Regions from separate parts of the Homo sapiens genome. Here region 1 is linked to region 2. Evidence: read pairs that join two places in POLR2A ChIA-PET (ENCODE). Cell type or tissue: MCF 10A. All regions are shown on one strand. Each heading gives the region's core, and the rest is flanking DNA. Links, peaks and the distances in the headings are about the cores only. Region 1 overlaps PIAS1 (protein inhibitor of activated STAT 1). Region 2 has its middle 56 kb from the start of PIAS1.

Region 1 (7,446 bases), core at 26-2,525, 130 kb after region 2:
AATTCATGTGCATGAGGTAATTCTGTCAATTTCATGTTCTATGAGAATTCCCTACCAGAGCCTTCTGAACTGATACTCTGCTAAACCCAAACACAGGATACTCTGTCATCTTGAGGTCTTCTTTCATTACATCTCAGATATTATTTTGCCTCTTGCCTGTGTTAATCTTGTATTTCATAGGCCCATGTCCTGTTCTTTCTTAGTTTTCTCCCTCTTTTTAGTGTGGCATATCTCTTAGTAGTTCATAGGAAAAAGCTGCATGGAAGGTAATTTTTTAAATAAAGCATGCCTGAAAATGTTTTATTCTATACCCATACTTTATTTGATAATTTGGCTGGGTGTAGACTTCAACATAAGAATAATTTTCCTTTAGAATTTTGAAGGCATTAATTTTTCCATTGCCTTCTAATTATAGTGTTGTTGAAAAGTTCAAAGTTAGGCTGGTTTCCGATTTTTTTTTTCTCCTTTTTAGAGACAGGGTCTCACTGTGTTACCCAGGCTGGAGTACAGTGGCATGATTATCGCTCACTGCAGCCTCAAACTCCTGAGCTTAAGCCATCCTCCTGCCTCAGCGTCCTGAGTAGCCAAGTCTAAGGCCTGTGTTATCATGCCTGGCTAATTTTGTTATTTTTTGTAGAGACAGGTTTGCTATGCTGATCTAAGCTGACCTCAAATTCCTGGCCTCAAGCAATCCTCCTGCCCTAGCCTCCCAAAGTGCTGGGATTACAGGCATGAGCCACTGCGCCCCAGACCAGTTTCTGATCTTTTTCTGTAACCTGTTCTTGCCCCACCTCTCCAGAAACATGTAGGATTCTTTTTATGTGCAGTGTTCTGAAATTTTATTGCCATATGAACCAATTTTAGCCATTATATTGGGAATACAGTGGTAATCTGGAAACTTGTTCTTTACTTGTAGGAACTTGTCTTGAATTATTTCATTAATTATTTCTTATTTCCTTCCTTCTGTTTTCTCTGTTCTCTCTTTGGAACTCCTATTCCCAGACTAACCCTCTAATTTTCAAACCTGTTTTCTTCCTCCTTGTCTTTTTGCTTTACTTTCTGGGAGATATCCTGAACTTTATTGTCCAGCCTGTCTATTGAGCTTTTCCTTTGTGCATCGTATTTTTACCCTCCAAGAACTTTGTGTATACATATAAAATACAGATGTTTCTTTTTTTTAAACAATAACTAGTTAATTGTTTTTGTTTCTGTTTTTGAGACAAGGCTGGCTCTCACCCAGGCTGGAGTACAGTGTTGGAATCTTGGCTCACTGCAACCTCCACCTCCCGGATTCAAGTGATTCTTATGCCTCAGCCTTCCCAGGAGCTGGGATTGCAGGCGTGTCCCACCACGCCCAGCCAATTTTTGTATTTTTAGTAGAGGCGGGGTTTCACCATGTTGGCCTGACCTCAAGTGATCCACCCGCCTCAGCATCCCAAAATGCTGTAATTACAGGCATGAGCCACCGCGCCTGGCCTTGGTTAATTGTTTTATAGTTGTACCATGGTTATAAATGGTAGCTTTTTTCGGAGCCTTTGGAAATTTATCTAATTGTTGCATAATCTCTGCCTGTTCCCAGCTACCTTTTTTTTTTTTGGTCATTTTGGTCACCATTATTCCACATTGAAGGCTTTCCTCTGATACTTAGTCGTGCTGGCATGTCTGTTCATTTTTTTTGACTTATTTTAATTAATTTATTTATTTTGAGATGAAATCTTGCTCTGTCACCCAATCTGGAGTGCAGTGGCATGATTTCAGCTCACTGCAACCTCTCCTGGGTTCAAGTGATTCTCCTGCCTCAGGCTCCCGAGTAGCTGGGACTACAGGCGCACCATGCTGGGCTAATTTTTGTATGTTTAGTAGGGATGGGGTTTCACTATGTTGGCCAGGCTGGTCTTGAACTCTTGACCTTGTGATCTGCCCGCCTTGACCTCCGAAAGTGCTGCGATTACAGGCTTGAGCCACCGCGCCTGGTCATTTTTTAAACCTGAATGTGACATCAAGCTTTATAGACCCAGTTCCAGTTTTGAATTTCTTTTTTTTTGAGCAGTTCTATCTGACTTTTGCAGGATGAAGGAAGGGCAGTTGTCTAGCTAACTAGAGAGGATGAATGGACCTGGGGATCTGATAACTTCATAAGCAGGTTTTCAAGAAATTCCCCTTGCTTTAGCTATATTCTGTTAGCCCCACTTGTACAGGTATTTTGCATTATAAATTAGATCAGTTCTCCTATTTCACTCAGCTTCACTGCTAGTTGAGGATGCGTTTTTCTTTGGTAACTTTGTTACCACTCATATATTTGCTTTCCAGTTTCTACACTTTTTGTTGCCCTCCTATTTCTTTCTCCTCATTTGGGTTTATTCTTTTACAACACAAAAACAAAACAGGCAAGCAAAGAAAAATCTTTACTGACCTTTTATTGGAATTTTAGGATAGAGTAAAAGAAGATGATGTGCTAAGCTAGCAATCTCTACCAAGACCACTTTTTTCCTTTTGTTTTCATTTTATTTTATTTATGTATTTATTTATTTTTGAGATGGAGTCTCGCTCTATTGCCCAGGCTGGAGTACAGTAGTGTGACCTCAGCTCGCTGCAACCTCCTCCTGCAGGGTTCAAGCAATTCTCCTGCTTCAGCCTCCCAAGTAGCTAGGATTACAGGTGCACGCCACCACGCCCAGCTAATTATTTTGTATTTTTAGTAGAGATGGGGTTTCACCATGTCAGCCAGGCTGGTTTCGAACTCCTGACTTCAAGTGATCTGTGTGCCTCAGCCTCCTAAAGTGCTAGGATTACAGGCGTGAGCTACCATGCCTGGCCTTTTTCTCCCTTTAGATCTTTTGTTTAGGCAGTTCAACTTAGCAGTCTAGAATGGGAATTTTCAAATATGGCTGCCCATTTAGAATCACCTGGAAAACTTTATTATTTACTTATTTTTTGAGATAGGGACTCACTCTGCCGCCCATACTAGAGTGCAGTGGCCCAATCACAGCTCATTGCAGTCTCAACCTCCCAAGGCTCAGGTGATCCTCCTGCCTCAGCCTCCTGAGTAACTTGGGTTACTGGCGTGTGCCACGACGACCAGCTAATTTTTGTACTTTTAGTAGGGACAGGGTTTTGCCTTGTTGCCCAGGCTTAAATGATCCACCTGCCTCGGCCTCCCAAAGTGCTGGGATTACAGGTGTGAGCCACTGCTCCTGGCCAACCTGGAAAACCTTTAAGAAATATTATATCTGGATCTCACAATTAGTGGGATTGGTTGTTGGCTAGGGTGTGGTTTTAGTTCTCCAAGTTATTCTGTTGTATAGCTGGATTTGAGAATTCTGATCTAAAAAAAAATTTTTTTTGGAACAAATGAGAAAAAGCAGCAGATTCTAAAAATATGACTGTTTTTTATTAGAACATCATCTGTTAAAACATTCCAGATTCTGCTAGAAGTAATAACCTTTCTCAGTGGTATTAGGAATTGAGAATGAGTTTCTCTGAAGGGTCTGTTCCTGTTTGCATTCCAACAAATGGACGCAGTATCCAAAATTAAGTCTTCATTGGAAGTGAGAAATAGTATTGTAGAAAATCAAATTAGTAGAACAGAGGACAAACTTGAGAAGCAGTCACAGAATGTACAATAAATAAATGTTAGAAAAGATAAACATTGATAATGAAAATCTAAAATAGAAATAATTTTTTTTCTCTTGGAAAACTAAAAGACATGGATAAACAGCAGTAATCAGTGATAAACAGAAAAAAACTTTTAATATATAATGTGTTATATAACATGTATTTCTTAAACTTTGTAACTTATAAATATTAGAGGATACAGTGTATTACTATTTTTTAGAGACAGGGTCTCTCTGTCACTCTGGCTGGAATGCAGTGGTACGATCATTTTTCACTGTAACCTCGAACTACAGGGCTCAAGCAGCCCTTCCCACCTCACCCTCCTGAGTAACTAGGACTGTAGGCACATACCACCACACCTGGCTGATATTTTAAAGTTATTTTTTGTAGAGACAGGGTCTCACTATATTGCCCAGGCTGCTCTCAAATTCCTGGCCTCAAGTGATCCTTCTGCCTCAGCCACCCAAAGCACTGGGTTGACAGACCTGAGCCACTGCACCTGGCCCAGTTACTTTTCAAGTGTCTGCAATATTTATAAAGCTATATATATACTTGACCGTAAACATAATAGCTAATTCAAAACAGCAGAAACTATAAAAGTTGTTGTTGTGAGTATACTAAAACAAAGATTTTTAAAATGACATTAAAAAAATAAATTATGAAAATAAGGCATTAATGAAAAGCCAAAAGAAAACACTGCATGCTTTTATGATTTAAAAAGATGAAGAACCAAGAATTTAGTATAAAATTTAAGAAAAATAGAAGTAGTATATTAAAGATAAAGGTAAAAATTATTTTTAAATTGTGTTTATATAGTGGATACTTTGCAGACATTGAAGTGGATTAGATAATTTATGTATATGTTGAAATGAAAACATGTCCTCAAAACTTAAAATCTTAATGAAAAAGCAGATTGCAAAATAATTGTATTTACACACACACACACACACACACACACACACACACACACACACTCTTACATAGATTTATGTGTGCTTATAAGTCCCTATAGTTGTATACCAAATTTTTCATAATGTTCAGGGGTTTTCTTCATCCTGTAGGGAAGCAGCTAGATTATGGGGTAGACTTTTATTTTGTAATCTCTTGTGGTTTTAATTTTTGTTTTTTACAGTGAGTATTGCATATTTTCTATAATTGGAAATAAAAAAGATATGTTCATTTTGAGGGGGGGAAGCAATATTTCACCATACGAAACTAGAAAAAATAGTTTATTACGCATTGCATGCCTGTATCAAAATATTTCATATACCCCATAAATATATACACCTGTATACCCACAAAAATTAAAAATAAAGATTTTTTAAAAATAGGAAAAAAGGTGGAATTAATAAATAAACCTTAAAAGAAAAAGGCTTATGAAAGAGGCAAAATATATAAGCTTCTTGCAGATCTGATTAAACAAAATCAACCATAGAAAGTAGATTTAAATCACATAGAAGAAATATATGTATATAAATATTAGGAGCAATACATTTACACAGTTATATGTTAATAAATTTCAGAAACCTCTATGAAGTTTCCAGATATATTAAACATTCCAAATGTTTTTTTCTACATGTATATGCAGTGAAAATAATGTATAAAATGTGATATACTGATAACTTGACAATATTATCAAAGAACTACTTTTTAAAAAAAGAAAAACTCTGGGTTTGATACATTTGCTGGTAAATTCTTCAGAACTTTTTTTGAGGAATAAACAATTTCTGTATACTACAAAATGTTCTCAGTTATTAAAAAGTAAGCAGGCCAAAGAGGAATACAAAGAAACAAAGGTAACACTTAAAAAAAAAAAAAAAAAGCTATCATTCAGTTTCACTTTTTGAATATAGTTGTGTTCCTTAAAATATTAACTGGTAGAATTTATCAGAATATTGGAGGAATAATAAGATTTAAATTAGGCTAAGTCTACTGGACTAAAACCTTGATAGAGATATATATCCTCTATCCAGAAGTCATAAATAGTTCAGTATTAAGAAATATATTAATTCATCAGATGTAATAATAGCTAACATTTATTGACTGCTTACTTTGGGTTAGGTAGGCACTGTTATAAGCGGTTTTATATTTTTATTTAGTTATCAAAATAATTCTAAGGTTTCTCTAGGGTTATATTACCTAGATGAAGAAATTGAAGCATGGAAATGTCAGACAGTGTGCCCAAGGTCACACAATTACTGAATGACAGAACTGGGGTAAGCACGCGGACTTCTGACTCCAAGAATCCATTAGCTTATTTGGAGTTTAAATAGAAACTTTAAAAGGTTTCATAAAATTAAATGCCCATTAATAATTTTTTTAAAAAGAAGTAGAAAAAGTGTTCTTTAACATTATAGGGAATCTTTATAGTCAACAGACAGCTTTATATTTATTTATTGAAAAATTATAGATGTATATATTTATGGGGCACAGAGTGATGTTACGATCTTCGACTACCATGTGAAATGCTTAAATCAACTAATGTATCAAGCTGATATGTTAATCAATTTCCACAACTATTTTACATTTTTTAGGTGATGAGAACATTTGAAATTTACTCTTAGCAATTTTAAAATGTTACTAGCTATGTTCACTGTGTTGTGCAATAAGATCTTATTAAAAAAAAAACTTATTTCTCCTATCTTCTAACCATATCTGGTAACCACCATTCTACTCTTTGTTTCTATGAGTTTGATTGTTTTAGATTCCACATATAAGTGAGAGCATGCAGTATTTGTCTTTCTGTATTTGGCTAATTTCACTTAATAAGCATAGTATTGTCTAATTCCATTCATGTTTGTCACAAATGACAGAATCTCTCTCTGTTTTAAGGCTGAATGCTTTTCCATTATGTATACTTATTTAGGACCACATTTTCTTTATCCATTCATCTGTTGATGAACACTTAGGTTGATTCCGTACTTGGTATTTTGAATAGTGCTGCAATGAACATGGGAGTGTAGACATCTCTTTGACATACTGTTTTCGAATCTTTTGGGTAAATACCTAGAAGTGGGATTGCTGGGTATTTATTTATTAGTTTAAAAAAAAAATCCTAGGCTGGGCGTGGTGGCTCATACCTGTAATCCCAGCACTTTGGGAAGCCAAGGCAAGTGGATTGTCTGAGTTCAGGAGTTTGAGACCAGCCTGGGCAATGTGGCAAAACCTCCTCTAAAAAAAAAAAAAAAGAAAAGAAAAGAAAAAAAGAAAGAAGAACCCTAGAGGTAGTTACTAATAATGGAGGTGCATCAGAATTATTCCCAGTGGGGGCTAAACTCCCAGACATGTATGTTTTGAAGCAGCTTTGTGGGTGATTGTTAAAAACTACAGTGTTGGCCGGGCATGGTGGCTCACACCTGTAATCCCAGCACTTTGGGAGGCTGAGGCGGGCGGATCACGAGGTCAGGAGATTGAGATCATCCTTGCTAACACGGTGATACTCCGTCTCTACTAAAAATACAAAAAATCAGGGCGTGGTGGCCCTCACCTGTAGTCTCAGCTACTCGGGAGGCTGAGGCAGGAGAATCACTTGAACCTGGGAGGTGGAGGTTGCAGTGAGCCGAGATGGCACCACTGCACTCCAGCCTGGGTGACAGAGTGAGACTCTGTCTCTAAAAAAAAAAGGAAACTACAATGTTAAAGGTACATCAAATTTTACAGCAAAGAAGTCACCCTGGAAGATCTACAAATATTCTTGTAAAAGTTCTGGCCTATACAATAAGACATGAATTAGAACTAGAGGTATAAATGTTAGAAAGGAAAATTAAATTTTTCCTTACTTATGGTTAAGGGAAGGTTTATCTGCAAATCCTAAGGAATTGGCTATAAAAC
Region 2 (2,500 bases), core at 1-2,500:
TGAGTAGTTGGGATTACAGACACACACAACCATGCCCAGCTAATTTTTGTATTTTTAGTAGAGACGGGGTTTCACCGTGTTGGCCGGGATTGTCTCGATCTCTTGACCTCATGATCCGCCTGCCTTGGCCTCCCAAAGTGCTGGGATTACAGGCATGAGCCACCGTGCCCGGCCCAGAACCACTTCTTAATTGAAGAGAACATCTTCCTTCTCTTTGTCTATGGGATAAAGTCCTATACCTGTAACCAAGGCCATACCCAAGGGTCCCCCAAATAGCTCAACTCAACTGGCTGATGCTCATGGGTAGCCATGACCCCTCCAGCCCATTGCCCAGCCTGTCACACGCTTCCTGCCTTTACACATGCCACTCCCTCACTTCCTATTTCTACCAGATGAACACCTGCCTGTTTATCAGTGTCTCTGAGAAAACATCCCCCTTTCCCCCCAAGAGCAAGGGCAAGGCTCTGCCTTCATTGCATCCTTAGCCCTCCAAGCTAGCTGATCTACTCTCACATCACTCCCCTGACCAGCATGTAGAAGCAATCCACACAGAAGCAGGCCTGGCATGAAGTGTGGTCCTGGGGCCCCTGTTGGGCCATCTTAACTCATTGGTTGCTTGATCATGAGGTGGGGCCCAAAGAAGTGACAGGGCTGCTGGGACTGAGGGAATTACTCAGGCAATTGATGCTGACTCTACCTTTTTGTGATCAATCTGGTCTCCTTGGTTCCAGGATTTGGAGCTCTGTGCTCCAGCAATGCAAGCTGCCTCTGAACCATTTGTCTTGTCCTCCTGCCCTAGGACTTTCCTTCTGCCTTTGACTTTAATTTTCTGCATGGATCCTGGACATGGTTCAAACTTCTGGTTCTAGTGGCCCAACTCTCTATGAAGAAGAATTCCCTGTCTCAGCCCCAGAATCTCAGGTTTTCACCCAGCTTGCTATCCTCAAGGGATAAATCAGACTCTTTCCTCTCTGCATCCCATCTTTTTGTTGTATAACTTATTTTGGGTTTTGCTTGTTTGTTTTTTGAGACAGGGTCTCGCTGTGTTGCCCATGCTGGGGTACAGTAGCATGATCACAGCTCACTGTAGGTTCAATTTTCTGGGCTTCAGTAATCCTTCTGCCTTAGCCTTCCCAGTAGCTGGGACCACAGGTGTGTGCCACCATACTCGGCTAATGTATTTTTATTTTTTGTAGAGGCAAGGTCTCACTATGTTGTCCAGGCTGGTCTTGAACTCCTGGGCTCAAGTGATCCACCTGCCTTGGCCTCCCAAAGGGCTGGGATTATAGGCATGAGTCATCATGCCTGACCTAACTTATCATTTTGTCTTCTAACTATTTGTTTTCATGACTAAGCCCCTCCCTGGACTGTGAGCTATTTAAGGGCAGAGTGGATGTCATAACATATTTCATAAATTAATGCATGAATCAATGATGATCAGTGTCTGTAGTATTACAATCACTTGTAATGCTACAGATGATATTATAGCCCTATGAATTACATAGAAAATCATTTTTATCATCCATGACTTCCATTTCAAGTCTCCCAAGAGGGAGGAAAAAGAATCTCTGCCTGTCTGGCCCCACGTGGAGTCCAAGGAATATTATAGTTCTTTTCCTTGTATTTTTCTAACGCCACTACATTTTGGGGGGCTTATCCACCTTAGTACCTACTAAGTTCAAATTTGGACTAAGTCTGTAGCTCGGTTGTGCATTTTGAACTTCATCTTAAATTGGTCATGGCCCATTGCTACTGCTTCACATTTCCTCCGTCGTGTTTTCTCTTTTATTGCTTCTATAGGTTGTGAGTTAGGATAATAAAGTCAAGATAAAATTGCTCCAAGCCATTTGCAGCTCTGGGAAGCTGGCACAGGGCTGCCAGGAGCTGGCTGGGTGCCACCAAGAGGAAAAAATATTCTTCCGTGTTGCCAGCCTTATCAGGACTCCTCACAGTTTCTTGCCAAAATTTTAGGAAAACGATGATCTACTCCCCTGCAGCTATTCTGTATGTTTCTATAGGTGGGGAGTCTTTCAACAAGGATTTTCACTAAAAATACCTCTCATGTTTTTCCCCTGGTTTAAGACTGTAACTTGAGCTCCATATTGTGAAATACTGACATTGAGATATTAATCACTGTGCATAGTTGAGGCATCATTGTCATCATCATCAGCCACTCACACTAACTGAAAGTTTATAAGCTATGGAATCCCACTCAGGACGTGCTCATGAAAGAATAATTGGAGATTATTTTTTAACTGTGAAAAATGTTCTTTTGGAGGAATGAGGAATTGGGAAAATAGGAACAGATTATAGAAAGCTGGTAGGAAATCACAATTCTATTCTTTTATTTTCTTTCTGTTTGTTTTTCCAAGATAAAGGGTCTCCTTATGGTGCCCATGCTGGCCTTGAACTGGGCTCAAGTGATCCTCCCACCTCAGCCTGCCAAAGTGCTGGGATTATAGGCATGAGCCACTCTGCCTAGCCTAAAATTTTCAATTTT

The links. ChIA-PET counts read pairs that join two places held together with the same protein. Peaks named below come from ENCODE experiments on the same cell type or tissue, not always from the same donor. Only the 100,000 strongest peaks of a DNase experiment are listed, where the experiment ranks them.
Region 1: POLR2A ChIA-PET joins it to region 2 with 11 read pairs; 3 of 35 experiments call an interaction of 5 or more read pairs at or near these places.

The regions. Positions count from the first base shown.
Region 1 is chr15:68,125,248-68,132,693 of GRCh38, forward strand. All of the region lies in intron 2 of PIAS1 (protein inhibitor of activated STAT 1), which reads left to right. Among named protein-coding and RNA genes, the nearest start is that of PIAS1, 75 kb to the left of the region's middle. In MCF 10A, for the core only: no CTCF peak of the experiment used is centred there; a DNase peak (open chromatin) is centred at 1,334.
Region 2 is chr15:67,996,911-67,999,410 of GRCh38, forward strand. No RefSeq gene overlaps it. Among named protein-coding and RNA genes, the nearest start is that of PIAS1, 56 kb to the right of the region's middle. In MCF 10A, for the core only: no CTCF peak of the experiment used is centred there; DNase peaks (open chromatin) are centred at 1,351 and 1,931.